Linked DNA regions of Homo sapiens: region 2 is linked to region 1. Evidence: chromatin loops called from intact Hi-C (ENCODE). Cell type or tissue: sigmoid colon. All regions are shown on one strand. Links, peaks and the distances in the headings refer to the core of each region. The heading gives the core; the rest is flanking DNA. Region 1 has its middle 130 kb from the start of LINC01448. Region 2 has its middle 220 kb from the start of LINC01448.

Evidence for each region. Peaks named below come from ENCODE experiments on the same cell type or tissue, not always from the same donor. Only the 100,000 strongest peaks of a DNase experiment are listed, where the experiment ranks them.
Region 2: it touches region 1 in a loop (2.2-fold over the local background); 2 of 110 quality-filtered maps call a loop at or near these places.

What each region holds. Positions count from the first base shown.
Region 1 is chr7:42,567,693-42,583,255 of GRCh38, reverse strand. No RefSeq gene overlaps it. Among named protein-coding and RNA genes, the nearest start is that of LINC01448, 130 kb to the left of the region's middle. In sigmoid colon, for the core only: CTCF peaks have their summits at 8,151 and 8,351; no DNase peak of the experiment used is centred there.
Region 2 is chr7:42,482,724-42,498,286 of GRCh38, reverse strand. No RefSeq gene overlaps it. Among named protein-coding and RNA genes, the nearest start is that of LINC01448, 220 kb to the left of the region's middle. RefSeq lists a silencer at 4,383-4,677 and enhancers at 4,383-4,677, 4,279-4,779. In sigmoid colon, for the core only: no CTCF peak of the experiment used is centred there; DNase peaks (open chromatin) are centred at 4,546, 5,204, 7,031 and 8,608; H3K4me3 peaks cover 924 bases; H3K27ac peaks cover 660 bases.

The DNA.
Region 1 (15,563 bases), core at 3,590-11,589:
CAGGCTCTGAAATTGAGGCAATAATTAATAGCTTACCAATAAAAAAATTCCAGGACCAGATGGATTCACAGCCGAATTCTACCAGAGGTACAAGGAGGAGCTGGTACCATTCCTTCTGAAAGTATTCCAATCAATAGAAAAAGAGGGAATCCTCCCTAACTCATTTTATGAGGCCAGCATCATCCTGATACCAAAGCCTGGCAGAGACACAACCAAAAAAGAGAATTTTAGACCAATATCCTTGATAAACATTGATGCAAAAATCCTCAATAAAATACTGGCAAACCGAATCCAGCAGCACATCAAAAAGCTTATCCACCATGATCAAGTGGGCTTCATCCCTGGGATGCAAGGCTGGTTCAATATACACAAATCAATAAATGTAATCCAGCATATAAACAGAACCAAAGACAAAAACCACATGATTATCTCAATAGATGCAGAAAAGGCCTTTGACAAAATTCAACAACCTTCATGCTAAAAACTCTCAATAAATTAGGTATTGATGGGACATATCTCAAAATAATAAGAGCTATCTATGACAAACCCACAGCCAATATCATACTGAATGGGCAACAACTGGAAACATTCTCTTTGAAAACTGGCACAAGACAGGGATGCCCTCTCTCACCACTCCTATTCAACATAGTGTTGGAAGTTCTGGCCAGGGCAATCAGGCAGGAGAAGGAAATAAAGGGTATTCAATTAGGAAAAGAGGAAGTCAAATTGTCCCTGTTTGCAGATGACATGATTGTATATCTAGAAAACCCCATTGTCTCAGCCCAAAATCTCCTTAAGCTGATAAGCAACTTCAGCAAAGTCTCAGGATACAAAATCAATATGCAAAAATCACAAGCATTCTTCTACACCAATGACAGACAAACAGAGAGTCAAATCATGAGTGAACTCCTATTCACAATTGCTTCAAACAGAATAAAATACCTAGGAATCCAACTTACAAGGGATGTGAAGGACCTCTTCAAGGAGAACTACAAACCACTGCTCAATGAAATAAAAGAGGATACAAACAAATGGAAGAACATTCCATGCTCATGGGTAGGAAGAATCAATATCATGAAAATGGCCATACTGCCCAAGTTAATTTATAGATTCAATGCCATCCCCATCAAGCTACCAATGACTTTCTTCACAGAATTGGAAAAAACTACTTTAAAGTTCATATGGAACCAAAAAGAGCCTGCATCGCCAAGTCAATCCTAAGCCAAAAGAACAAAGCCAGAGGCATCACACTACCTGACTTCAAACTATACTACAAGGCTAAAGTAACCAAAACAGCATGGTACTGGTACCGAAACAGAGATATAGATCAATGGAACAGAACAGAGCCCTCAGAAATAATGCCACATCTCTACAACCATGTGATCTTTGACAAACCTGACAAAAACAAGCAATAGGGAAAGGATTCCCTATTTAATAAATGGTACTGGGAAAACTAGCTAGCCATATGTAGAAAGCTAAAACTGGATCCCTTCCTTACACCTTATACAAAAATTAATTCAAGATGGATTAAAGACTTACATGTTAGACCTAAAACCATAAAAACCCTAGATGAATACCTAGGCAATACCATTCAGGACATAGGTATGGGCAAGGACTTCATGATTAAAACACCAAAAGCAATGGCCACAAAAGCCAAAATTGACAAATGGGATCTAATTAAACTAAAGAGCTTCTGCATAGTAAAAGAAACTATCATCAGAGTAAACAGGCAACCTACAAAATGGGAGAAAATTTTCGCAACCTACTCATCTGACAAAGGGCTAATATTCCTTTGTCAGATGAGTACAATGAACTCAAACAAATTTACAAGAAAAAAACAAACAACCCCATCAAAAAGTGGGTGAAGGATATGAACAGACACTTCTCAAAAGAAGACATTTATGCAGCCAAAAGACACATGAAAAAATGCTCATCATCACTGGCCATCAGAGAAATGCAAATCAAAACCACAATGAGATACCATCTCCCACCAGTTAGAATGGCGATCATTAAAAAGTCAGGAAACAACTGGTGCTGGAGAGTATGTGGAGAAATAGGAACACTTTTACACTGTTGTTGGGACTGTAAACTAGTTCAACCCTTGTGGAAGTCAGTGTGGTGATCCCTCAGGGATCTAGAACTAGAAATACCATTTGACCCAGCAATCCCATTACTGGTTATATACCAAAAGGATTATAAATCATGCTGCTATAAAGACACATGCACATGTATGTTTATTGTGGCACTATTCACAATAGCAAAGACTTGGAACCAACCCAAATGTCCAACAATGATAGACTGGATTAAGAAAATGTGGCACATATACACCATGGAATACTATGCAGCCATAAAAAATGATGAGTTCATGTCCTTTGTAGGGACATGGATGAAAGTGGAAACCATCATTCTCAGCAAACCATCGCAAGGACAAAAAACCAAACACTGCGTGTTCTCACTCATAGGTGGGAATTGAACAATGAGAACACATGGACACAGGAAGGGGAACATCACACTCCAGGGACTGTTGTGGGGTGGGGGAAGGGAGAGGGATAGCATTTGGAGATATACCTAATGTTAAATGACGAGTTAATGGGTGCAGCACACCAACATGGCACATGTATACATATGAAACAAACCTGCACATTGTGCACATGTACCCTAAAACTTAAAGTATAATAATAATAATAATAAAAATGGTAGACCTAAATCCAAATATAAAAATAATAACATGGAATATAAATGATCTAAACACACCAATTAAAGTATTTAGATTGTCATAATAAATAAAAATAAAATCGAAACCGTAAACTGTCTAAAACAATCCCATTTTAAAATGATGATATGGATGAGCTAGGCATAGTGGCATATGTAATCCCCACTACTTGGAAGGCTGAGGTGTGAAGACCACTTGAGCCTAGGAGTTTGAGGCTAGCCTGGGCAACAAAGTGAGACCTCTTCTCTAAAATAAATAAATAAATAAACAAATAAATAAATAAATAAGTAAAGATATGGTTAGGATAAAGGCAAAATAATAGAGAAGATAACTGCAAACAGTAATGGAGAAAAAGCTTATGTGGCTATATAAATATCAGATAAAGTACACTTCACAGTAAGTAAAATTACTAGGGATAAAGAGAGACACTACATAATGATAAAATCACAGATAAACATAATAGCCTAAGCATTTATATACCTAACAACATAATGTCAAAATAAAGGTAAGAGAAATAGGAGGAGAAATTATAGTTAAAGACTTTGACATCTCTTTCAGTAATCAGTAAAAAGGTAGAAATAAAATCAGCAGGGAAAAAGAGGAACAAATATAATACCACAGCCAAATGGATTTAACTGATACTTATCTAACAAATGGATTTAACTGATACTATCTAACAATAACAGAATACACATACCTTTCAAGAACACATGGACATTTATCAAGATAGATTATATCCTTGGTCATAAAATAAACAACAACTTAAAAGAAATAAAATCAAACAAAGTGTATTTTCCAACCATAATGAAATTAAATTAGAAATCAATAACAGGAAGACAATAGTAAAATCTCCAAACTGTTGAAAATTAAACAATATACATCTAAATAATAAGTCAGAGAGGAAATCCAAAGGGAAATTAGAAAAATGGAACAAAAATTATCGAAATCTGTGAGATGCAGTTAAAGCAGTGTACAGAGGGAGATTCATAGTATTAAATAACCATGCTAGCGTGAAGATGTCCAGAAACCAGTTTCTACTTAAGAGATTGCTCTATCAAATAGAGGTCAGGAGCAAACACATGGGGGAACTCAAGTTGTATATTCAGGCTCTGTCAGATTACAGGGAGTAAGAGCAAGCTTAGGGAACCTCACTTAGTGAGAGTCTGCATGGAGAATTAAAAAAAAAACCGTTAAAAAAAGTTAGAAACACATAGCATTCCTTCACTGGAATCTAGTCTTTGTTCACCATCATCCAGGGTGTAACAAATGCATGGGCTTTGAATTCAGGCATATTTCGGTTCTGATCCAGGATCTGCACTTACTAGTTAGATGATCAGAGGCCATATACTTGAGTCTTTGGCATACAGCAAGTCCTTAATAAACTCCCAATAATAGTGGTGGTGGTAGTAGTACCAGTAGTAGGCAATAGCTTTAGAGATGCAACAGCCCCAGCAGTCTGTGTGCTATTGATTCAGCTCCTACATTTCTGCCTTTCACTGCTCCTTTCTTCTTCATTTATTCTTCCTCCCCTTAGACCTGGTTTTGGGGTCCTTCAGGATTCTGTTTAAAGGATGAGCCAGGGTTCTGTGGTTTAGCAGCACTAACAGCACAGGGAGAGAGTGTTCCACACTGAGCATTTATTAGCTTATTTGGTTCCTACCAGGACCCCACTAGGTAAAGGGTTTTATCTCAGTCTTACCAGTGATGAACGGAGATTCAATTTGTACGAGAATGAAGTTGACCAACTGTCAATCCTGTGCCATCTTTCTTACACCACACTGTTTCTGGGGAGACTTCAGATAGACGGCATTCCCTTTACTGTGTTTATTAAGCAGGCTTTTGTCCCTCTGAGTTTTAGGAGGCCACTTCCTATAGCAGAGCTGCTAACCTATAGCAAAACTGACTTGAGTTTTTCTCTCCAGTTTCCATCTACCATCACTTGGTGGAAGTGCTAAAAGGCAGTGAAATGATTAAAAGTAGGTAGAAAAAAGAAGCGAAGGGTCACGGAAATCCACCAACTGGAACATCCTTTATTAAATACTCAAGAATAGATTGCTTGCATGCATGCTCTAATTTGGATTGTTAGGGAGTTCCCAGGGGAGCCGTCAGAGGATTATTTAAACCTAACAGGCTCTGTGCCTCATTCCCTCAAGTCCTCAATGTTTTGGCAAACCACGTATTAGAAACTGTTCCACGTCTGCTTCCTTCGATGGAGTTTGCAGAGATACCAGGGACTATCTCAGGGAAGCAAGAAGAGCTCTGAGTGCAATGGGCCCCACCCCAGGAGACAGCTCCCTCTGGCCTTCCTCAGCTTCTCGTGATAATCCATTTTAGTGTCTGCATCTCAAGACTTTCTTGGCAGAAGTATCTCCTTATGATAACCTGCATCCCCTGTATTGCCACTTAAGCTCACATCCTCTGGGAAAGGGAGAACAGCTGGTCACCCTTTTCTGCATAACTATCCCTCAGGAAATCAAGCACTTGCTGGTATTTTTAATACGTGTTGAGATTACTGATGCTGCCAAGATTCTTGTTGAAGGGTGTTATGTCTCTTTGCTTTCTATATCCCAAAATGACACTGCTGGTGAGTTGTTTTCCACGTGTGTCAGGAGAGCTGAAATAACAGAAAATGTCTATATTTTGGAAGATATCTGTATGCATATTGTCCGTAGCCTGGTGGTAGAATCTGTTGCCACCTAGGGCCCTGCCTCTAGACCTTGCAAGATTATCTAATGCCTTTGCTCAAACATTCTTTTGTTCTGTGCCTTGTCCCCTTCCAAATCTCTAGGATTGCTGAGTTGCAGGAGCCTCTCTCTTCTTCAGTTCCTGAGTGTTGCTCAGTTATACCACATCCTTTGAAAGGGCTTCCTTCATCGTCATCACATTTCATTAGCCTTCCTGGCTTGAGTTCTTCTGCTACAGCTGCTTTCAAATCCTGGGGTCAGTTTCTATTCTGTCCCAATTAACGGGCTGTTCTTGAATTGTGGTGGCTGCCTACACTGTTGAAATTTAGCTACCAGCCTTACCTTAAACATTTTGCTCTTTTCAAACAGTGGTCCTTAAACTTGAATACACAGTTAAATTACTTCTGGAGCTCTGGTAAAATACAGATGAACAAGCACCATCCCACACCTGTTGAATCAAAATGAGCAGAGAAGAGATCCTCATGCAGATTATTAAGAGAAAGGTTCTATCTGAGGTTCCGAAGTGACCAACGGTTAAGTGATTCTGAACTATCTCTAAATAGCAGTGGTTCTCAGGTTTAGTGTACTTCAGCATCACCTAGAGGGCTTGAGAAAACACATTACTGTGTCCCACCCTGGAGATTTGCTTTAGTAGGTCTGGGTGGCATCCAACTGTTTGCCTTTCTACCAAGTTTCAAGCTGGTATTGATGCTGCTGTAGGATCACACTTTGCAAATGACTCTTTTAGAGAATCTTTTTACTCTCTGGTTTACAGAGTTAATACTTTGTACAAGATAAAGGAGAACATAGGTGTCACAGACATGTTTCATTCCAAGTGAATTTACTTGACCAGAGATAATGACTGTGACCCAGGATTGATAAGTTAAAAGCCTAAGCAGGGAGGCACCCCACCAGACATGATGTATGCATGAACGGACCGAGTGGACATTGGTTGATTTCAACCTGCCCGACATCTCTTCATTTATCTTCCATTAAAAATTAAATTGATAAGATTTCTCTTATCAATAACATATTCCATATAGATCGAATGGAAATAACTCCTTCTTCACTTCCATCATGGAGTGGACACATGCCCTCGACCTAACCCATTATAATTCTGCATTTCTTTGTCATAGTTTTTGGATTAGGGGAGGATCCATCACCAAAGTTAGACAGTGAGTGCTCTTTCTGAATTTTGCTGAGATTCTCAGAAAAGAAGCATTCTTTCCTTCCACCTTGTAGAAAGAGCCTGTTTGGGGGAAACAACAAAACAAAGCAAAATCAAACAAAAATAAAACCAGAGAAAAGAAAAGCTGAAAGATGGAAGGGGAGAGAGAGAGAGGACTGAGGCGGTATGTGAGGCAAGTCCTCTGCTTGAGCCCCTGCTCAGTCACACACCCCAGCTCCTCAGCGACATGAGAAGAGCATTTTGGTTTTAGTTAAGCTATTTTGCATTGAATTTGTATCACCTTCAGCCCTAAGAGTTCTGTCTAACACAATGCATACTCCCAGATTTCTACCATCCTAAGCAAATTCCTGTCCCATAATAAATTGAGGTTTTAAAACGTGCAAAGAATGAATGCACTTTGTGTAACATTATGGTGTACAAAAGGGTCCCAGTGGTCAAATACATTTGGATAATACTTCAAATTATATCACTCATGTAAAACTGCATTTCATATATTGGTATATTTAAGAACCTCAGAAGTTCTGAAGTAAATAAACCATTTATTTTTTTTCAAATTTAGCATTTCCCTAATATATTTTACCATAAAGACTCTTTTTGTGGAGCTGGCTACCCATCATCCCTAGCTTTCATTTTACTTCTGTGATGAATTTGAGGAAATTTTACAATGGTCTATAGGTGAAGTATCATTCTTACATATAAGCCATTCCTCCAGAAAGCACATTACACCCATTATAGAGGAAATACTTCTTGAAAATAAAAGGCATAGGGCCCCTTTCTTGGAAGAATCTCTCTATAAATAGTATTAATTTTTTAGCTTAGACTATGAAAGATTAAGTGACGTGATCAAAGTTAGGGAAAGATTGTCTTTCTTTGATTTGGAAAGAGACCTGTATTTTCTCAGCAGCTGGCCTCTCTTTCCCTTAGAGTTTTGGAGCTTGGCCTCAAAATCTCTCTGGTGTGGTGAAAGGGCTTTTGCACTGGTTCTTTGCAAACCTGTAAAGATAAGCATGTGAGCCTAAAGGTCATTACTTCCTGGGGAAGAAAAAAACTCATGGCTTGAGGTTAGGAGGAAGAGCAAACCGAAGGCACATTCTCTTTTCCTTATATTCCTGCTGGCACAAAAGCAATTCTCTGATTCCTATCTACTCTGATTCCCTCAGCTACTTTTAAACAAAGGGAAAAATAATTCTGATGAGAACAAAATATTTATTTCTTCCACTCCAGTGTGGTCAGGGGTAACTCAGAAAGTTGGCTGAAACTTGAGTGCTGAGTGATGGTCTCTAAGCATCATCCAGCTCTGCCAAGTCCCTGGCCCTCGGGGCCACTCTGCCGGAGCTGAGGTTTCCTCTGCACTTCTTATACTGCAGCCCAAGCTCCAAGGGCCAGTGCTTCTTTCTGTTCAAACTTTCTGTTCAACCAAGCTTCACTAAGTAGGCACTCTGCCCTCTACAGCCATCCACCATCTTGGTCACCACATTCCTTGATACCAAAACCTTACCAGAGTCAACACATTGCCAGAATTGCATGACATTTATTGTGTGGCACTGAAGGGAGAGATGCCTCTTTCCCTTTCATTTTTGTGTGTTTATGCCCCTTCAAAGGGATTGCGAAGCAGCACTGTATATGACTGATTTCTTAAAGATACTTCTGTGAAATAACTCAGAATAATTTTGGTTCCTGATTTCATGAGAAAGAAAAGGTAAGTTTGATGAAGTTGTGATTGGAAAACAAATTTCAATAACTGAAACCGAGCTGTACTCAGAAATGCCCCTTGGTGGCAGCCAACACTCTGTTACTGAGGTGAGCCCTGTGTTCCTGACTTGGTCTTGCCCCAAATGAAGTTCTCCAAAGATGCTCCTCAGTCCCCATGAAAGCGGGCTTCTAGAGCTCTCACTTCCCCTGCCTGGATATACCTGAGTCCCATATTCAAGCCAGAATGCTCAATACAAGGTCACCAAATGAAATAGCAAAGATAGCAAAGGTAATATGAAGAGAATACCATTGATATTTTACACATCTTGAGTGACTGGTATTCACAGAGGTACAAGCGTAGTTTCCATTTACCTTCTTCTATGTCAGGGGCTGGAAAAACATTTTCTTTAAAGGAGCAGACGGTAAATATTTTAGGCTTTGCAGGCCATCTGGTTTGTGTCTGAATTACTCAACTCTGCTAGTGTAGCTCAAATCAGCCATAGACAATATGCAAATGAACGAGCATGTTTGTGTTCCAGTAAAGCTTTATTTACCAAAACAGGTGGCAGGCCAGATTTATTCTGCAGGTTGTAGTTTGCCAACCTCTGTTTCATGTGATTGAGGTATTTCAAGATCTTCTATCTTTGAAGTGTAAATGAAATGCTTGTAATTCATTTTGCTGATCTACATATCGAAAAAAAGCATTTGATTGATATTTTCTTTTGTTGTTGTTGTTCTTGGTCTTCCATTTAAATGTTCAGTGCTTTATAATTATGAACTGTTGAAACATGCCTTTAAGGTCTCGAATTGCAGTTAACTTGGGAGCTTGAGATATGAACAGTCTGGGAAATGTTTACTTAACTCAGTCATATTGCCAGAGCTAAGTAGGTATTTCTCAACCGCTCTCCCAAATACAGAAGTTAAACACAGCCTTAATGCTACCTCATGTGCACATGAAAAGACAGAAGAGGTACCTGATTCTTCTAAGACATCTATCAGCTTCTTCACTCCAACCCATTCCCAAGTAGTTTTAAGGCCACGATTATTTCACATCCACTTTCTGTAGCTGAGCCAAGACCATGCTATACACTTGATCTTAGCCAAAAGACTGAGAAGCAATCAAGACTACACTGTACAAACTTTCTCCTACTTTGTTTTCTGCCCTCTCTCCTTTGCTTTTCCATCCCTAGTTCCACCTTTTTGCAATTATGCCTTCAATGAGTGTCTAAAAATCGGCATATGCAAAATTAACATCAGGATTAAGAAAAAGATATGAAGAAATAAATATAGATGCACTATAGTTCCATGTAAGAGGATCTCAAAGTTGGAAAAATATTTCACTTTCTATTTCAAGAATAAGTTAAATATTCTTGCTTTTATTCAACAAACAAGCATGGAACAACCAGTATGTGCCTGACACTGTGTCTTGCATTTTGCACGGGTTGTCTCATTTAGACACTATTAGATTGTGCTGCCTAGTGACCCACTCCAAAACCTAGTAAATTCAAACAAGAAATAGCATTTTCATGATTGTATGCACTATTAAAAGGCAAAAATGGGCTTGTCTGCAAATATATCCCATTGGTTACTCTGCTCATGAAACCACAAGAAGATTTAAAAGTGAAATCTATCAACAAGAAATTAAGAATGTCATTTCACTGATAAATGATACTAAATAGTATTTTTAAAGTTTTCTTATTTTTAACTTTTCCCAAATATCCATTTAAAGGAAGAGAAAGCTGAAAGGGCACAAAACGCCTCTGAGAGCTCATGTCACAATTCTGCAGGTACCTCTTGTCTGGGACCTCATATGGGATGGCTGCTCAGCCCTCACCACCAGGTCCTCACCCTGAAGCCCACCATCCTGGGCTTGTCACCTAGTGGCAGAAGGCTACTGACAGCAAGAGAGCAGTCACCAATGTGCAAGCACTTTCAAGCCTCTGTTTGGATTACTTTTGCACTTGTTGCATTGGCCAAAACAAGGCACTGGTCAAGGAGTAGAGAAATAGACTTCACCTCTTGTAAGAGAATCAGGAAAGTCACCTTGCAAAATGTCATGCATACAGAGATGTGTGAATACATTGGGGTCATGATTACAACAACCTATCCCAGCCAACTCAATCTATCCAGTGCCTCAAACCACAAACTCCAGTATGGAATATAAAGGGAAAGTTTCAAGAAAAATCATCATACTCTTTTCTAATATGAGTCACTGTCATGGTACCAGGGAGATGCTGAAGGAAGAAACACAGTGAAGAGGTCAAAGCTAATCGTGGAGAGAAACTAAAAGACCATCACAAAGAGAAGAGGGGAAAATTGATATAAAGAGCTTCTGATAGAAGTCACCTTAAGGCACTATTTGTCCCTAAGAGGAATGTTAATTTTTTGATCTTAGAATAGAAAGGGAACAAGGAGAAGAAGAGATTAGAGCCAAAGAGAAGAGAAAAGGAATAAAGAAAAACAAAAGAGCTCATTGAATATAATGGGAATGGAAGAAGGGAGATATTTAGAGTAAAGGGGGTAAGCGAGAAGGCAAGAAGGAGTGAGTGAGTGACAGAGAGGGAGAGAGAGAGAGAGAGAGAGAGAGAGAGCACTCCACAGGGACCCTATTTAAAGGTCAGATGCACGACAGAGAGTTTATAAACATTTCTCAGACTGGTAGTAATGAGAAGGAGGAGCTTTGATTCTGAAACTTATTTTCCTTCATTAGTTAGTTTATCTTAGTTGAAATCAAACGCCAGAAGCAAATTCCCTGTAGACCGCAGCATAATAAATAGGTTTTTGAGGTCTTTTCTGCAAGCCGCTGAATAAGTATCCTCCGATCCTTTTATTATTTCCTCCTAAAAGAGAATTAGAAAAGGGTGCTGCCGGCACACAAGCCATAATATGACCACTGATGCTGGCAAACAGGAAGGCCCGCAGCTTCGTTGCCAGGGTGTGGGTGCTGTAACCCCGGGGCCTCACAGAATGGCTCTGCCAATTATACTGGGGTGGAATTATGGCTTTCTACCTTGTATAGCTGTCCCACCGGAAAAACAACGAACCAAAAATAATAGGGAAAAAAAACAAACCCACTCTGCACTTACTGTGGGCCCCAGAATGATCCTGTATTTAAGAACTGAACCCCTTATTTGGAGAATGCTTCTTCTTCCTTTTAGGCTTTGATTGTAATAGAAGAAAAAGTTAGCCTCCTCTGGTGCCCCAGTGAACATCAGAACACCACATAGTCCCGAACGCTTGGCAAGAATTTTCAAATGCACATAGAAGGTAATGTCATGAACATAAAGTCATTATTCCTCAGTGTACTTCCAACAGGCACGTTGGATCCTACAGAACTGAAGAGCCGAGAAAGGAATGAGATATGTGTTGCCTCTGATACGAGGAGTAGATGGCGATTGTATTGCAGGAATTGAGCAATGTACAGGAAACGCTGAACTCACAAGGGCTAAAATCTAGTGGCTGTTTTCATTATAATTAAAACTTTCAGGCTGCTTCTGAAACTCTGGATTTTAACTTTTTGCAGGAACCAGACCTTCCAGTTAGATTTCTAGCACTTCTTGCTCCCAGTTAGTGTTAAGCGGAGACCACAAAACAAAACAAAACAAAACAAAACAAAACAAAACAAAACAAATAACTATCTTCAGAGTTTGGAGGAGGGGAGGGAGTGGGAGAGGTACTGCGAGTGTGGATCTCTTTGCCAGTCATGGTCCAGTCATGGTCCATCCAGGAAAGAAGATACTACTTTTACTCTTTCACATAGAGAGGATTGAATGCTTGGAATTGGTTACACAGGCGATAGAAAAGCTGAAAGACCAAACAAAGGAAGATGATGCAATCAGAGATTATCAATAGCAAGAAGCTGCTCACATCCCAGGTAGCCAAGGCCAGCTGACAAGAACATGCTTTGGGACCTGGAATCCCAGGAGGCCCTGCAGTGGGAGCTGGAGCCACCCATATGCTGCTGGTGGAGATGAAGCTGGAGTGTTGTGCCCTTTCATTTGGGTGCATATTATTCTTTAGTTCACTAACTGTGTTTCTTAGAGTCTTCTGAAGATTCCTCTTTCTCTGACTACCTCCTAGGGATCCCTCCGTGGGTCTCTGGTCACCTCACTCTTCATACTCTTCCTGGGCAATGAGATCCACACTTGAGGCTTTGCTTTCTACTCAAAAGTTGATGATTCAGAAATGTCTCCACCCCAAAACTCTCTCCTGAGCTTTGGACTCCAGTAGTTAAACTACTACTGTATATTTTCACTCAGATTTCCTCAAAATGTATCAAACTTGAAAACTACAAGCAAAACAACCTCATGTTCCTTCCCGTGCACCACTGCTCCCCTGTCCAGATCAACGGTACCTTGGTGTATCCAGCTACCTAAGCAGAAATCTGGATGTCAGCGTTGAGAGTCCCACCACCTGGGGAAGAAAAACACCATTCATCTTCTTCATATCACACTTGGAATTTTCCCACATCTCTCCATCTCATGGCTTGCAACCTTTGGTTCAAGCCATCATCATTCTGTGCCTAGATTGTTCCTACAGTTTTCTGATCCATGTGCCTGTATCCTGTCTGGATCCTTTTCAGCCCTTCTCCACACTTCAACCAATGCAATATTTCTAAAAGGTACGTCCTTTTAATACCTTTCAGTGCCCCCTCACTGCCCTTAAGACAAAGTCTAAAGTCCTTAACATAGTTTATGAAACTATCAGAACATGACCTTACTTAACTCTTCATCCCAGTCCTCAACTTTTCTTCACTTCCACTCCTAACTCTCATCTCTTCTCTTTCCTTTTTCTTCTCCTCATCCTCCTCTCCCTTCTCTTCCCTCCTTTGCCCAACTCCCAGCTCAGGTTATGTGTAAACAATTGCAGTTTTCTTTTCTTTTTTTTTTCAGAAGGAGTCTCAGTCTGTTGCCCAGGCTGGAGTTCAGTGGCGTGATCTTGGCTCACTGCAAACCTCTGCCACCCGGGTTCAAGCAATTCTCCTGCCTTAGCCTCCCGAGTAGCTGTGATTACAGGCACCTGCCACCACACCTTACTAATTTTTGTATTTTTAGTAGAGAGGGGTTTCACCATCTTGTCCAGGCTGGTCCTGACCTCGTGACCCACCCACCTCGGCTTCCCAAAGAACAATTGCAGTTTTCTCAACATGCCATTTCTCTCATTTGCAAACTATCCCAGTAACCTCTCTTTTTGGAAGACCTCTTCCACACCATTAAGTTCTGCCCAACGCAACAACACAATGACCACCTTCATCAGGCTAAGTCCTACACACCCTTCCCTTACCTCTCTTCCTTACCTCTATGACTTGTTTAGATGGCTTTCCTCTTTCCCTGTAGAACTGCACTTTTTCTTTCGTAGCATTTAACATGATGTACTCTATTATCTTGTTCCTGTTATCCTATCTTTTTCTCCAAAAATAGCTCCTTGAGGATGTAGCTATTCCTTTTCCCCCACTGTATCTCTAAGACAAAGCACAGGGCTTGGCAGAAAGAATATCTATTTACTGAATAAATAAGCTCTTCTGTTTTAAATTTATTAAATATTTGCCTATAACAACTACGACTATTTTTGCTCATGAATTCACACTCTTGAAGATAATTATTACCTTTAAAATGACTATATTTTAAAAGGCATTTCAGTTTTGTAGTTGTACCGCTACATACCAAGCCTTAGGATGTTTGAAAAAACTGTTCAGTTATGTTCAATATATGAAAAGTATAATTTACCAGAAAGAAAATCTGATGGATAAAAAAGACTCAAAACTATACCAATGTCTTTTTATCCAAAGAGCAACTCAAAAATTTTTAACATTTGTCTTTATGAAGACATGAAATTGTCTATAAAACAAAGGCATAGACCTAAGACCAATGAATGGAAAGTATAAATAAAGCAGAGCTTCCTGAGAGTGAAGCTTACCCTCTGAAGGCATGGAATGAGGTGTGTCCCCCCATCACTAAGTAATCCAAGTGCAGATCAGATCAAATCATCAGATGGAGGTGGACTCCTCACCTGATAGTGAAGGTTCTTTCTAACCCAGCAGTATGATTTTGATTCTGATGATTTAAAAATTTACCTCTGATACACATAGAATTTTAGACCTGGAAAATATCTGAGAAGTTAACACAGAATCTCAGGGTAGAAACCTTGAAGAAAGTTATTGCATGAGCCTTTGAGTATGCCTGTTCGGTTGAATAGCTAGAATTTCTATTATTTTAGGAGAAAGTCCATTTTTTAAACTGAGATTAAGTAGTTTTCCATTTAGGATATTTTTAAATGATTATCTTTGAATGACAAACCTCTAACATATTAAATATAGTTTGAAGTAGAATTCCATAAACATCAGTTTTGCCTCGCAGCTGTTGACTGAGTATTCAGTCGGCAATTGGTAGTGTGTACATTTGGGTTGTTACCCAGCCATCACAAAACCATGAAGTTGCAAAGTTGACCTTTGTTGTCATTTGGTACCCCTTTTCTGCCCAAGTCCTACACCTACCTTATCTGTCAGGGCTTTACAGCTTTCTCCATGATTCCCAGATTCTTCCCTCTGTGATCCTCATCTGTAACCACTCATCCAGTTAGTGTGCCACAAACCTGTGGGTACATGCCAAGTCACCTCAGTTTCTCCAGTAGACTGGTTTTTGGAGACAGATTTTAGACCACATATGTGTAGAGTCATATTTGGGTACAAGCATGCACTTCTGAACAGGGCTGCTACATTCAACATTCCAAGAGTACAGTTTTTGACCATCAATTTCTTTTGCATTACAATTTATAAGGCTTGGACTCTAGGAAATAATCCCAGGACCTTTGTAATTCCTGCTGGGCTCTCTATTCCTGCTTTTTCACTCCATGGTATTCTAACTATTGGCCTATCCCATGCTGTGTTGGTTAGATAAAAGTGTACAAACATAAAAAGTAACAGAAAAGGCTGGAACAATTTACCAAAGACACATCAGTAAGTAAATTAATTCTATATCAAGTAGAAATCCTTGCTTATAGCATTAGCACTCCAGAATTTGTGCAACCCTTCTCTCTTACCTAAACTACATGTTTATTTCTCATTTCCTCAGGGCTCTGCTAAATGAATCATTATCTGATCTCTGAAAAGTCATTTCATTAGATTATTAATGCTCAGCATTATTTAATATCTTCTCCCAGAAAATATTTGCATTTTGAGAGGTTCCCTCAGTGTCTTAATCAAAATATTGATCAATAAGTTAATTTTAGGCATCATTCTGGACATTTAGGAGACATATTAAATCTTAGAGAAAGCCACCTATGCTTA
Region 2 (15,563 bases), core at 4,248-12,247, 86 kb after region 1:
ACATAGCAATGGATTGGAGTTGGAGGCATTCAGTATGAACTTATGTTAGTGTAACATAGAGATACATTAAATATAGAAGTAGTTATAGGTAGGTACATGTACATTAATGGATTAATATACACACATTTTCTGTAAGCTAAAATGGCTTAGAGGCAACAAACTCCATTAGCAACACGCACATCTAGTGCCCCAGATCTTCATTTCTACTACTATTATCCAATAATAGGAACAATCTACATTTGGGGAAATGGTTGATTCTAGGACTAAGAGAATATGCAACACGAGTCTGAAGCATCTTGTGTTGCAGAATGTAAGTAAGCGCTCAAAACCAACAACAAAAAAGTATATGCACACAATGATGGGGGTATGTCAAAGAGACACAGGAGCCAATTGAAAGTGCTCCCAATAGCCAAAATTGTAGTGTTTTAACAATAAAATAAGCAATGAGAGTATTCAATGATAATCTAAAGTATAAAATAAATATCCATGAGTCTATACTGATATGATTGAATTAAGAAATCAATAAACAGGGAAGAACAGACAAAATTTTCTGTGCAGAAAAATTCCAAATAATTTATGTAGATTCTTTCCCTCAAGGAGATGGAGCACAGTTCTCCATTCCTTAAGTGTGAGCTGCACTTAGTGGCTTTCTTCTCAAGTAAGCCCCAGGATATTTCTTACTTTCCATATCCCCTTATGAGACATGCTACCTCTATCTCTCTGGTCTTCTTTCCAAAAACTCATGACCTCAGTTTAATTATGAGAAAAATATCACGCAAATTCCCAGCTGAAAGACATTCTATAAAAATATCTGACTAGTAGTCCTCAAAACTGTTAAGGTAGCTGGGCATGGCAGCACAACTGTAGTCCCAGCTACTTGGCAGGCTGAGGTGGGACGATCATTGAGCCTAGGAGTTCAAGATTGCAGTGAGCCGTCATCATGCCATTGCACTCCAGCTTGGGTAACAGAGCAAGACTTTGTCTCAAAAAAAATTTTTTTTAAGTTTTTTAAAATTAAAAACCTGTTAAGGTCATCAAAAATAAGAAAGCCCAGAAAAGCATCACAGCCAAGAGAAGCCTAAGGAGACATGACTATATTTGACATGATGCCTGATATTGTTCTCATAATTAAACTGAGGTCATGAGTTTTTGGAAAGAAGACCAGAGAGATAGAGGTAGCATTAAGAAAAGCCCAGAAAAGCATCACAGCCAAGAGAAGCCTAAGGAGACATGATGACTAAATGTCCCGGTACAGAAAAAGAGCATGGGTAAAAACTAAGAAAATCAGAATAAAATATGGATTTTAGCTAATAATGACATGTCAATATTAATTCATTAGATGTAACAAATGTAGTATACTAACATCAAATATTTACAAGAGGGGAAAACGGGCATAGGGTATATAGAACTCTGCATTATCTTTGCAATTTTTGTAAATTTGAAGCTATCTATAATAAAATTTTATTGAGAAAATACATGTACTAGCTTAAGAGTACCAAAGGGATATTTCCAAGTAAGAAAAATGAAGGGGAAATCTACATAGTACAAAGAAGCAAAAGATGTGTTGCCAAGGTGAGTGGTGCAGAATGTAAGTAAGTGCTCAAAAAAGAAATATTAATAAAACACACACACACACACACACACACACACACACACACACACACACACACAAAATAGGGGTATGTGACAGGCCCAAGAATTGGACATGGGGATGCCCAATGACAAATGCCAGCTGAGGAGCCAGAATTGGGCTCCCCACGTGAACTGGGGAATATATTGTGAGTTCACAAATAAAAATCCAGATATCCTTACCCTCCAGATTGGAAATTAGCCTTCTGCCCCAGGTAATGGCTGTGAAACATGTTACTTGCTTGAGCTCAGAACACCAAGCCTATGTGTGGCTAGATACAGACCCTGAGTCGGAGCTGTGTGTGTAGTATAAACCTTAAGAAGATGCACTTACATAAAACATCACTGGGAGCCGATGAAATCCACAGGACCAGGCACAGGCAAGTGTGAAAACAATCCATTAGGAGGTCCTTATAACCCAAGGCACAAGATGCAAGATGAATTCATAGTCAAAAATTATAAAGCTTTTGAAGAAGTTCAACATCATAACAGTCTACAGACTCAACTAATGAGGGAATTTACATTTTAGGAGTTAGAAATAATGGAGCAATCTAAAAGAGATCTAAATATACCTGTTTGAAATGTCCTATGGAAGAAATAGCATGATAAAAATAAAAACAGAGTTTATGAAAGAAGAGTCAGTGGATTTTTTTTTCCAGTAGAAACGCTGAAAAAAATACAGTCACTGAGAAAAAATTCTAAAAAAAAAAAGTTGTAATCAATGGTTTTTAACCTTGGTTACGCATCATAGTTATTGATGTCCATCTCCTGACCCACACCGATTAAACCAGAAATTCTAGGGGTGGGACCAGGCATTGATATTTTGTTAATCTGCCAGGTGATTCTAAGCTACAGCCCCTATGTGAGGTACTCTGTTAACATATTAGACATAACTGAAGAGAGAAGTATTAACAACAGCAACAACAAAACTAGACATAGCCTGAGACAGAAAAGAGGAGAAAAAAAAGAGAATGACAAGATGATAAACAAACAAGTTAAGAAACATGAAGGATGTAATAAGAAAAGTCTGATTCATACACATAATATGCATTCCAGAAGGAGAGAATAGAGAGAATTGTGGAGGAGAATTCGTCAAACAGAAAATGGTTACATCTTTTCCAAAAATGATGCAATATATCAAAAGCTCCATTGGATGCTGAGTAGATAAATAAAAATAATCCAGACCTAGACACATGATAGGGAAATGTAAAGAGGAAATGCTGGAAGTAGGTGTGGGTGGAGGGCAATGAGGCATCTCTAATACTGATGTAATTGTTGCAAGAAAAAAATTAAAATGTAGTTGTAGTATCGGAGCCTATTCTAATGTGCACTCATGCGCAAAGTAATGCAAGGTTGCTTAGTGAATACTGACTACATGCCATGTGCTGTCCTAAGAACTGGCAGACAGAAAGATAAATAAGACATGGTGGAAGAACTCCAGGGAAGAGGAGAAAGGCATGTATACAACCATGGTGGATCGTATTAATAGCACCAATACTTCAAACCTCCCTGTGTCCAGTGATTTTTTTTGTGACTTTACAGTTCTTTCCAGAGTTTATTCTCCCATTGCCTTAAAAATTGGCTGACCTTGAACTTTCTTTAGACTAGAATTCACTGGACTTGATGGTAAGTTAATTCTGAGACTAGGTCTCAAGAGACCGCGAGTATTTCTGCTGTGCTTCTGCTTTACTCTGATGACATGCCCAGGCTAGCCTGCTGGAGGATGAGAGGCGTGGGAAGCAGAGATCAGTCACCCCGGTCACCCCAGCCAACAGCCAGCCATGAATGTAGGTGATCTCAGCCAAGATCAGTAGAGCCAACCATCCTACATGTCTGATGAACAAGTGGCTATTATTGCAGGCCATACAGATGCCATTGATACGCCAGCTCCCCATAATTCAATGTGACGGAGCACACAGAAACAATCAGCAGGAAAATAACTCCAAATTTTAATTTTTTTCCCCCTAAACCATATTACACTTGTTTCCTTGGTTTCACAAAGTTCCAGCTTGTTCCGTCTGGTAAATGTGTTGGTGGCAAAAGCTGTGAGACATGGTGGCAGATGAAATCTCTTGCCCTTAAATAGCTGTCAGCTCAAAACTATAAACAGTAAATACTGTGAAGCCTGTCTTAAACCGCAGCCCAAGGGAGCCGCAGAAATTGGATGCCTCATAGAAATGATCTTTAAGTAAAGGTTGAATACAATAGCCTTGGGGATATTTTCAAATGGTGGCTCCAGACAGAGTTGTCTGATGGGAAGCGTTCGCCAGGCTGGGCTTCCTGGAGTTTGCCTGCTCTGAGACACATAATGAAAAAGAGAGCTTCAGGGTTCATCAGGGGATGGCACAGAGGCTAGGAAAATCCAAAGTATTTTATAATGTCCAGGTAAATGCTCTACTTGTGGATTCATTAATTAGACTTTCAAAGATAAGAGGCCAAATAAAAAGCTGAACTTTTTCCTCAAAGCTTGCCTTCATCTCACTGAGCAACATGCAAAATGCCCCTCACAATAAATCGTTTCCCCTTCCCAGGTAGAGCCACCTGCATTTGGTGTGTGTGATTTGGGGTGTTGAAAGCTAGCCAAAGCAAGCAGGAATGAGAGGACTGGTTAGCAGCTCTGCTCCGCAGTGTGGGAAGTGGTTAGGCTGCAGAGGGGGCACCCTAATGCATGCCTTTTGAAATCAGAGCAGCTTAAGCCCTTGAGAGGGGATGTAGGGACCCTGGGGTCCCAAGGGGAAAGATCTTGCAGCCCTGATAAGAATGGGTGCCTGGCAAGGCTAAGCTGGAATGGGAATCTCCAGGCGTGGAGAGCGTCCACTCTTGCTGTGGTCAGAATCAGAACGGAGAATGCGGAGCATGAGACAGAGGCTTTCCGTAAACACGGCTCATTCTCAGAGCACTTCAGGGCTGGGTTCCCAGAGGGCGGACATTCCTAGAAATGGTGCAGATGCACAGCCCCTCCTTCCAGGGCACCGCCCCCGCAGCCCGGCAGAGCAACCGCAGACATTTATTTTCCTTCTCCGAATAACACCGCCGCGCTGGGTGGAAACGAACCCGAGAGCCCACACTTGGCCAGCGGCCGCGGGGAGTGGGCGCCAGCAGTAGGTCCCTGCTGGGGCTGTCGCTCAGCTTCTCCCTGCGGACCTCGGACACAGCCCCCACCAAGCTGCATGCGTCCCGGCCTCCTCCCTTTCCAAAATCCGGCTGCTCCTGCTGTCAGGCACCTGAGAGGGAGCTTCCCTTAGCCTTGGAATCGCTGCCAAGGGGTCGAGCAGACTTTTCAAATTCTCTCCCCCTCCCCGGAGCCCCCACCTTCACTTAGACATTTGTAGGTCACTATTTGTTTATTTATAATTTATTGATTGATCTTTAAAATTTAATAGGCATTAGAATCACATGACATCATGCTAACAGTTCCTGATGTGAAATCTGTCTGTTTCAAGATTTTATATAAAATATTCCATTATGTTATTACACTTGTAATCTGTAGACTCCCTGCGTTTGCATAGTAGCATCCTCAGCAGGGCGATGCAGACCCGGACTTCTTGTTGAAGAGAGGGAGGAAGCTTCCTCATAAAAGGCCAGACTCTCAGTGGGCTCCGTGTGAATCTGTCTCCACACTCACGGCTGTCTAATACTGCATGCCTCAGCGTTCTCATCTATGAAATGTGAATATTAGTAGTACCTATCTTATAGGATTTGTGCTATCAAAACGTAATCCATATTAAGTAGATAACTCAATGCTTGGCACATAGTGAGTACCCACTGTTAGTATTAGAATTGTTTCTGTAAATACTATTACTACTATTAAAATTTTTCTGAATCAGCTCTTTATTTGTGGATGACATGAAACCTTTTCAGAAGTAATTTAATGTATCTTATTACAAGGCAAATTCTTTTGGTTTTCATATTTTTCTAATAAATACAAGAGAAGCTGACAAAAACAAAATGATAAAGCAAAGAGAAAAGCGAAGGCAGGGAGATCAATTTTAATATCAAATAAAGCAAAGATATTGAGAGAGAGAGATTTTTGTGTTCATTGCAGACAACATTCCCATTCAAGATATAGCAGCAGAAAACAAACAGGCATACTAACAATTTCGTGCTTCTGACTTTGTACTCTTTGTCTAAAAAGTGACTCCTAAAATTGTATAAAATTCAGGGCCACAAATCTGAACTGCACCTGAAAACATGTAAAGCAAAAACTGTTAGGAGTGTAAGAAAATTAACAGCTTCCATATATTTGATTAGAAACAGTTGTAGAAGAATATTTAACAACACAGGAAGATGTTCGTGATATAGTACATACTAAAAGATTAATAACAGTTTCATGTACATATGTCCTGAGGTCAAGGACCAGTTTGCCAAACAGACCAGTTCCCCTTGGAGAGTCACCTTAAAGTCCTAATTAGCCTATTAAAGGCTCTGAGAAATCCAAACACCAAGTTTAACTCTTAAATATAGTGTTTTCTACCACTTTTATTTGAGAATGCAGAACTTTTTCACAATACTCATATTAAACTTCTTTTGAACAATTTTTAATATACACCTTTTTGGGATATGCTATCCTAGAAGCACGTCCATTAGAATCAAATTAAAAAAAAAGAAAAGCCAACTCTATCAGGTGTGAGTGTGTGTGTGTGTGTGTGTGTGTGTGTGTGTGTAATATAAATTGTATAACTATGTAAATATGATATAAAAGGCTACTGGAAAGGATACCAATTATCACTTTTACAGATGACATGATACAATTTTCTCCTTAAACTACCCAAGATTAAGATTGAAAAAATATTAGAACCATATTTTAGTGTATATACAAAATAAATATATTAGAAACTGATTTGACTTACTTTTTATCTGCTACCTATCTACACTGCTTGAGTTTTTGCTTTATCATAATATTATTTTTACAATTTAAAAAGTCTTCTTTAAATTCATGAGGCGTTAGGCTCTTAGAATGAAAGATACTGCCTCATTTCTTGATAATTAGAAACTGTTAAAAAGTCACTTAAGGAATCAGCAGTATTAGTGTCTGATAAAATAAGAACTTCTCAAAATTTGATGTATTGCTGTGTGCAGGGCTCACTCCAATTTCCTGGGAATGATCTGGCACTAGAGGTCCCATCTCCCTGGTCTCCCAGGGGCAGGGCTACACACAGCTCAGTTTCCCTCAGGACTCTGGATCTTCCACGTCTTCAGACTCTGAGCTGTTGGCATTTCTCAGCATCCCTCTAGACAGCTGGCATCTGAACTCAGACTGCCCGATGCTTAAGCTACAAGTGTTAATTCCTGCACACCAAGGTCACTGGCACACTCGTTCCATTTGAAGGAGTGAGCAGCAGGGGAAATGGGGTGCCTATTCTGACTAATACCCTGGGCACTTGGGCCCAAACTCTCATGGACAGGACCTGCATGCCTGCTGGTTTTCTGCCCACAGTTCTAGCCTATCTTGGGATCTTGCCTGGTGTCCACCCCAAGCTGTGCCTCAACAGGTGCATGGGACAGGTCATTCACATGGAGTCTCATGGAGTGGATGTGCAAATGAGTTAATTTTATCTCAGCAAAAGTGATTGGGTGCTTTATGACACCATTGCCTCAAAAATTAAACTTTACATCTGGTTGTAGGTACACTGAACTCAAGGCATTTGTTTTGTTTTGCTTTATTTCGTTTTGTTTTGTTAGGGTATGCATTTTGCACTAACTCAGTAATTCTCAAGTGAGAATTTAAAAGGGACTTTCAAAGTGATGGAAATTGCATTGCCTTTATTTATGGGGGTGGGGAGAGGAGGAACAGATTGGCTCCAGGGCACTGACTTAGACATTATTAGCTACTGATCTGGGTGCATCCGTTGTCCACTCCATATTCTCTCTTGTAATTTGTTTCATAGATGAACAAGGAGCAGAGCCTTGGAGTAGAGTCTTCCTTGATGGATCAGTGAGTGGAAAATAGTAAATCTTCTTTTTCCCAAAGCTAATGCTTTACGTTCTTACCAAGAGCATTATCCTATAATAAATACAGAATTAAATTGTTTAAAAACTCAAGGTAAGCAATTCTCCCATTTGCAGCTATTTATTAGGTATATTTAAGGGATGAATAAATTCATTTTCACCACAAGTAATTTGAAAACCAATCTACTTATTTGTGTGAATTCAGTGATTCCCTATGAACTTTCAGAATATATATATATATATATATCAAGATCAGCTACTTATCTGTGAAGGGTGACATATTGACCGAACAGCTCATTATTTTTAAGCTCTACAAATATATCTCACCTGCCTATTTACTCAGACTAAACCATGCATTTCTTAAGAATATTGTGTGGGTCTGGTAATAGCTTGTCCAATGAATGCGCAAAAGTTATTACAAGCAAGTTCAATAAGATCAAAGTAAACAGTTATAGGGCTAAGCATGACAACAGGTGCAGCTGAAAGCACATGACTGAAAGGAAAATGGTAATGAGGGGTGGAGTTAGGTGCCTCCACCCTGTGGATCAGACACATGTCTATCACACAGGCACCCAGAGGAGTTTGGCAGGAAGATATTCAGGGCTTGGGGATATGCCGTTTGCTGTCTCTAAGGGATGAGTCGATACAGATCTCAGGGGCGATTTGCTAGCTCTTCCCTCGCACATTTCCAGGGCACAATAATTGGCCCAATGGCTTCTAGAAAAACCCCCTGAGAAAAGTTACAATTGGCAAAGGGTTTTAGACTAATGGAAACCTGGATGGATTTTTCTTGTATGTTACCTTATATTTTATATTATAGAAAAAAACTAAGAGAATATACTATTTATTGAAAGCCACTATTTAGCTCTTTTTAAGGCAAATAATTATCAAGAGACCATATTTTTTTGTCATTCTAAATCCAATGAAACAGATGCTCACATGACCTCTGGAGGCTGCACCAGCTGAGGCTTGGCATGGCAAGGCAAGTGAATCCTCCCATTGTCATAACCTCTGCCTGTCCTTCAGTTCCTCTCCCAGGCCTGGGTCCTTACCTCCTGCACACATGCACACTCTTAAAACAGCTTCTTAGCACAGCTCCAACCACTCAACAGGAAGCTTGTCCAAACTAAGAAACCAAGATCTTGTCCTGCATTCCTTCCTAACATAAAAGTTCCAAACCTTTTTTAGGAAGGCAAAACTTGTATCATAGCCAGATGTACACACTAGTCTAGCTAGATGGATACCAGGCACCTACTACCCAATGCCTTGCCAGGGATTTCTATAGTGTTTTTCCCTTTTATTTTTTTCATTTGGATCTGTGTCCAATGAAAATGTTTTCATAATCCCTTAATGTTACTACCAAATAAGTATGTGAGAAATTAAGGATTTCTGAAATTATGTACCTCACATATATAGCATATATATGTGTGGGTATTATATATATAAGCTTATATCTATATGTATATAAAGTTCAAAATGCTATCTTAAAGCTTGAAAATGAGCCACTGGAAATGTATTTTCACTTGAGAAATGACTCATGCAAGAGCCCACTTATACAGAGAACCCACCCAGCAGAGTCACACAAGAACAGAGATGATGGAGTAAATGAAGACAAGATTGACGTAGAATTCCCACACGAAGTATCCTCAGGACAACCGTCCTGTCCTCCATTCAGCCTCAGGCTGTCATTTGTAGGGACTTCAATAAACGATCATCTTGTGGAAAATGTCAAAGTGTAGAAGAGAAGGGACATAGCTCTTGTATTATTGATTTTAAATGGTGGATTTGACTCTGGGGTTTTGAAAAGCAGCAAGAACAAGATAGTGTGTGTCACCATCATGATGGGTAGGGTTCATGGCAGCAAACCAAGTGAGCAATCATTCCAGTGGGATCCAAGGGCTCAAACCTAGGTCAGGCAAGCCAGAAATGCAAGGAACCAGGAGGTACAGGAAGGCACATCCTCAGGAACACCAAGAGTGGCTGCTCTGCCAAGTCCCAAGGCAAAGAGTGGATGCAGAGAGGCAACAAGACCAGGAACCCCAGGAAGCAGGGGCTGCAGAATCGAAGCAGGTTGTGAGGTGAAAGGAGAAAGTTGAGCACAACAGCATGAAGACACAGGAGTGTGAAGCCAAGTACTTATTTTGATTGACACCCAAACCATGGTACTTGCATGGGTGGTTTGGGCTGATTTAAATCACATATCATGGCAAGCTGGTGATCTGTCAGACTCTGCTTTGAGTTTTCATCAATTCTTGCCCAATCCTTGCCAATAGAAGGATGGAGTGCCTTTAGGATGCCTGGGACTACTTTGGAATGGTAAAGAGAAACCCACAGGAGACATGCACAAAGGAAGGTGAGAGGACTAGGGAGAACACCTGGACCAAGAGGACAGGAACATGGCTAAGGTGCAGCTGCAATGGGCTGTGAGGATGAGCAATGCAATCACCCCTTCCCTGCTGCTGTTGACTGCCCCTTCCTTTCAAAAACTTGTAAGTGAAAGGATACGAAATTTCAGTCAGAAGAAATAAGTTCATATCTATTGTACATGACTGTAGTTAATAAGAATATATTATATTCTGGCCAGGCACGGTGGCTTATGACTGTAATCCCAGCACTTTGGGAGACCAAGGCAGGCGGATCACGAGGTCAGGAGATCAAGGCCATCCTGGCCAAAATGATGAAACCCCATCTCTACTAAAAATACAAAAATTAACTGGGTGTGGTGGCATGAGCTTGCAGTCTCATCTACTCAGGAGGCTGAGGCAGGAGAATCGCTTGAACCTGGGAAACGGAGATTGCAGTGAGCCGAGATTGAGCCACTGCACTCCAGCTTGGGCGACAAAGTGAGACCGCGTCTCAAAAAAAAAAAAGAAAAAAATATATATATAATATTCTTCAAAATCACAGTGGATTTGATAGTGGATTTGAAGTGTTCTTCCCACCAAAAAATGGTATTTGAGGTAATGCATGCTACTTAGCTCAGTTTAAGTATTCTACAACATACACGTTTCAAAAGATCATGTTGTATATGACAAACATATAGAATTTTTTTCTCAATTTAAAAATAACTGATTAAAGCTTGTTCTTTTGGTTAGCATGTAATGCTACTCTCCCAGTCATGTAGCCTTTCATGCATTCTCTCTCTTTACTTTATTGATTCCAATTTCCCTACCCAAGCCTTGTATTTTAATTTTTTCCAGAGTACACTGCTAGGCCTGCTGCTTTTCTCATTCTATGTACTCTTGCTACTTACTCAGTCAAAATTTTGAATGACTATATCACTCATGGGATAAAATCTAAGCTCTTTTGCAACAAACCCAAGACCCTTCAAGATCCAGGTCCTACGATTTGCCTTACCTCATCATCTCTACACTTCCAGCTCCACCCCAACATGTAACTTAGTCAAATTACACAACTCAGTAGATTTTACATTTCCCATTCTTTCACATTTCCATCTCTTACTACTCCATTTGCTTAAGAAACTTTCACCCACTTCATCACCTAGCTCGGCCAGGACCAGCTACTGCACATAATTTTGGGGGTCCAGTATAAAATGAAAATACAGTCCCCTTGTTTAAAAAGTATGAAGAATTTCAAGATAGCAAGAGTAGAGCACTGAGCTAAGCATGAGATGCTGTAGAAGCTGGCTTTAGGTGACATGTGCATGCCATGAACCCAGCCCTGTCCTCAGCTCAATTTTTCCTTCCTTGTAAATTTTTCCCATTTTCTCCCTAAGAGATGTACGTTTCTTCTCTATTCCCCCTTCACCCCACAAAGTTTCCATGTTAACATTTACCCTGTGCTATTTTTATTTTTGTTGTGCATGTTTCCTCATAAGGCTATAAGTTCCTGAGGACAAAACTAGGCCTTGGTTAATGTTGTATAGTCAGCATCTAGCACAACACATGGTACACAGGAGGCCCTCAAATATGTCTGTTGAGTGAATGAATGAACAACTGCAGCTTCTGTAACTTGTTTTCTGTGTGATGCTGCTGTTTTCTCATGGACATTTTATGTCATTGGAGAATCAGCTATTTTGTTTGAGAAACAGTTCTAGAAGACTACAAGTACCACAATGCCTCAGTAATAGAATTTCTAGAGGTTTGTACATAAAAGGCCCTTATCCAACACGGAATATTTTTAAAAATCATTTAAACATGGATGTTGATAGGCCAGATGCAGTGGCTCATACCTGTAATCCCAGCACTTTGGGAGGCCAAGGCAGGAGTATTGCTTGAGGTCAGGAGTTGGAGGCCAGCCTGGGCAACACAGTGAGACTCCATCTGTGCAAAAAGAATTAGCTGGATATGGTGGCACGCACCTGTAACCCCAGAGACTCTGGAGGCTGAGGTGGGAGGATCCATTGAACCCAGACCCCAACTCAAAAAATAAAAAGAAAGAAAAAGATGTTGAAAAGAAAATTAAATAACAAGTCATAAATCCTCTTATCACTTATATTTCTCTTTATGTATTTTGATACATGCATTAAAGTTGTATTTTTAGAGAGTTTGAAAATGGATTGTTCTTCAAACAAAGTCATGGGACTACAGTAAAATTAAGAAAGCAGCTAAACGTATTCAGCTTCTCTTTTACAAACCTATATTGAGATTGGTGCTTTTGAATTCCTCCCACCCCCTCCCCCACCCAGCTCCCAAGTACAATTTCTTCAAAAGGTAGTTCATCCAGAGGAAAAATATGTAGAAGGTAAATGCAGATTTCTCTCCTAGAAGCAGAGGTGGGATTGGGTCATGCAGAGCTTTTTCTTACCAGTCCGAGCTCCTCTCCCATCTCCTGCCACACAACTGGTCTTGAAGATGGAGGGGGCTATTTTATATGGATGCATATGTAAACACTTTTGATACATATTTTCACTTTTAATAACAATCTCTTTAGGACCCAACACAGAAATCGAATTCATCTAACTCTTACTTGAGGTGAGCCAAGATTGCTCATCTAGTCAAAGTTTCTGAGTAGAAAATCAGGCTATGACTGTGTGACATTTCCAAACCACAAAATTTGGTAGGGGTACAAACAGCCTTAGTCATTGGAGCATCTGACATCTTGGTCTCAGGATAGCTATTCAGCCATCCAGTGTTCATGATAGTTGGTTAGATGCCATAAAGGACAAGCTGTTTAATCTCAACAGCCTCTAAGTTTTCTCTTAAAAAAAAAAAGAGCCTTTAAATGGCCTTATAAATGCTAAAGTACACTCTTTCCCAGTGGTTACACATTCAGAAATCCATCTGAAAACAATCATTCAAAACATGGACTAAATGTCCATTACATAATTATTTATATTAGCCTAATATTGTAAACAAATGTTTAACACTGTGGAATTATTGAGTATATTGTAAGTGATGAAATTCCATTTGGTGGACTGTTGTGCCATGATTAAGACTAATGTTTACAAAGAGTTTTTTAAAGCTTGGAAAGATGTTTATACTACGGTGCTAAGTAAGTTATGAGGCTTCAGCAACATATATCCCCTACGATCTCAACTATTTCTCAACATGTACAAAGAAATTAGGATAAAACAATACATTTTAACCATGATTATTTTCCTCTAAGTATAGATGATTTTTTTCTTTTTACTCTTCTGCTGTCTCTTATTTTTTTCAATAAGCGTATATAACTTTTATAATAAGAACACTAAAAACATTTCTTTGGAAGGTGACAGTCACAAGGCAGCACCTGACTTCACTGTGGTCCTTTTGCACATGAGTTAACCTGTCATTGAAAACAGAGGGACTCAGAGCTATCTTAACAAGATATGTGGGCCAGCTAGGACCAGAGCTGAGAAAACTCATAGGGAAACTTGAAACGATGAAGCCAAATTTGCAGAAGAATGGCAAAATGGGGACTACAATTTGTGAAAAGCCAAAAAACTCATAATGAATTTCCAGTTACTATTTCGTTATGCTACTTTCTAGAATCCTAGGAAGCACCACTTCTTCATTTAACACAAAGAGGCAAGAAGAGTTCAGAGCCTAAATCTGTGATAAAATTCAATATTCGAATGTGGAAAAACACATGACTGAGAAATAAAATAGAGCTAACTTTTGTGGTTGCAAGTTTCAGAGACTCAAGTTAGTTCAATTAAAAGGGCTGCTTATTAAGAACACACATAGAGTAAGAAGGAAGATAAAATCTCATGAGGGTGCTAAGAAGAGGAGTGGGTGAAGCCATGAGTTATAATTGGAGCCAGCTCCTTGTGGACACTAGATTTGAAGGGTGACCTTGAGCCTAAGGATATTCTAAAGACTTCAGTAGCAACAATCCACACCTCTGCTCTACTGCTCTTGTATTAATACAACTGAAACATTCCAGGCATCTGTTTTTTCCTGTTCTGGTATCAACTGATTTCTGTGTTTTCTACTCTGTTTTTTGTTTGTTTGCTTGCTTGTTTGCTTTGCTTATTTTTTACTGCATCTCTTTTTTCTGTTCCTGGCCCACTTCAGTGCCTATGGCTCACTATGGCCACCCTAAATTCCCTCTATACATGCCATCCTGTGAGTCTCAACTCTCATTGTCAACTGCCTCATTCTCTCTGTATTCCTAGTTCAAGAAGGAGTTGAAGTGTCTCAGTGGTTCTGTTTACAGTAAACCACTTTGTAAGCCCCTGATAAGCCTATGTAACAGCTGGTCTGGGTTCGCATGTCCTCTTCTCGGCCATGAAACAAAACTTCTCCCTGTGACTGCCCACTGGGAAGGGTTCCTGGGCTAGGTGATTTCACTTAGAATAGAGAGGAGAAAAAAGTGAATAACGTAGGATGGCGCAGGACACTTTATGACTAAAATCTTGTGAACAGCTATTGATTGAGGAATAATTTTTTCCTGATGAACATTTAGGGTGAAGAATCCTGGTTCTAGCATGTTGACATGTCTGCCTCCAGTTAAGTCAACATCATCAAGCCCACAGAACAGGATGGCTATATAAACTAGTTTGTGCCCTTTTGCTAACAGATGTTTAATGAATGTTTTCAGGTACAGAAAAAAAGTATGCGGTTAACATATTTAGCTAGAAAACAGACTATATTCTTGATAATTTATTATGTTTCACATAGATACATCATTTTCTATGTTGGTCATATTAACAAAGGGGGTGGTAACATCCAGACTGCTGTATATTTCAAGCACAATTTTGCCTAAACACGTTACATTAATTACTTGAGATATTGATGCCTATTTGTTCAGAATCCAACATAAAATAATGAGCATTCTCTTTCTCATTTTCACAACTTACAGGCAAAACTGTAAGCAAAAAAAAGAGTGAAAATCTTGCCTTTGGTATCTATATGTGTTTGTCAAACTAAGAGTCTAGGATGAAAATAGTTGAAACAATGACCTTAATGGTGGGGCAATGCCAAAATGTGCCCTAATGGCTCTTCTATGGCAGAACTGGCTGTTCTCAATGTCCCTCAGCCCCTATTAATCTATTATTTCCATAGATTGATAAGAAAATGTTCATATTGTCATTTGCTGCTTGAGGATTTCAGGGACAGACTTTAATATTTATGGAGTGTGTACTATACTAGGTACAGTACCAGGTGCCTCACACACACTTTTCATTTCAGCCTCGCAAAAATGTTGGACATTAGGTATGATGTTTGCAAAGTCTCAGAAAACAGGCTTGGAGGGTTAGCCTTTAAAAAGCCTCATCAGATGAGCTAGGATTACTCCTCTTTGTCTCCACCTTGATCATTGTAGATTAATCCTAAATATTACAATCATCATGTCCTCCCAATAGAGGTGGCATCAAGCTGTTCAGAATGTGGCCTGTGCTAGCAGGGATTGGACCTTCCTGGTGACAGGGAGCAAGGCTGGAGCCTGATGAGAAGCGAAGAGGGAGGTATTAAACACCACAGGTGGTAAGATGGCAACACATTCACGCAGCAACAGGCTTCCTGTCTCACTGCCTTCGGTTGTGCAGGTCTTCAGCTGCTTCTGTCCTTGGTTGCCAATTTTACCCAGTCATCAATGCCTGT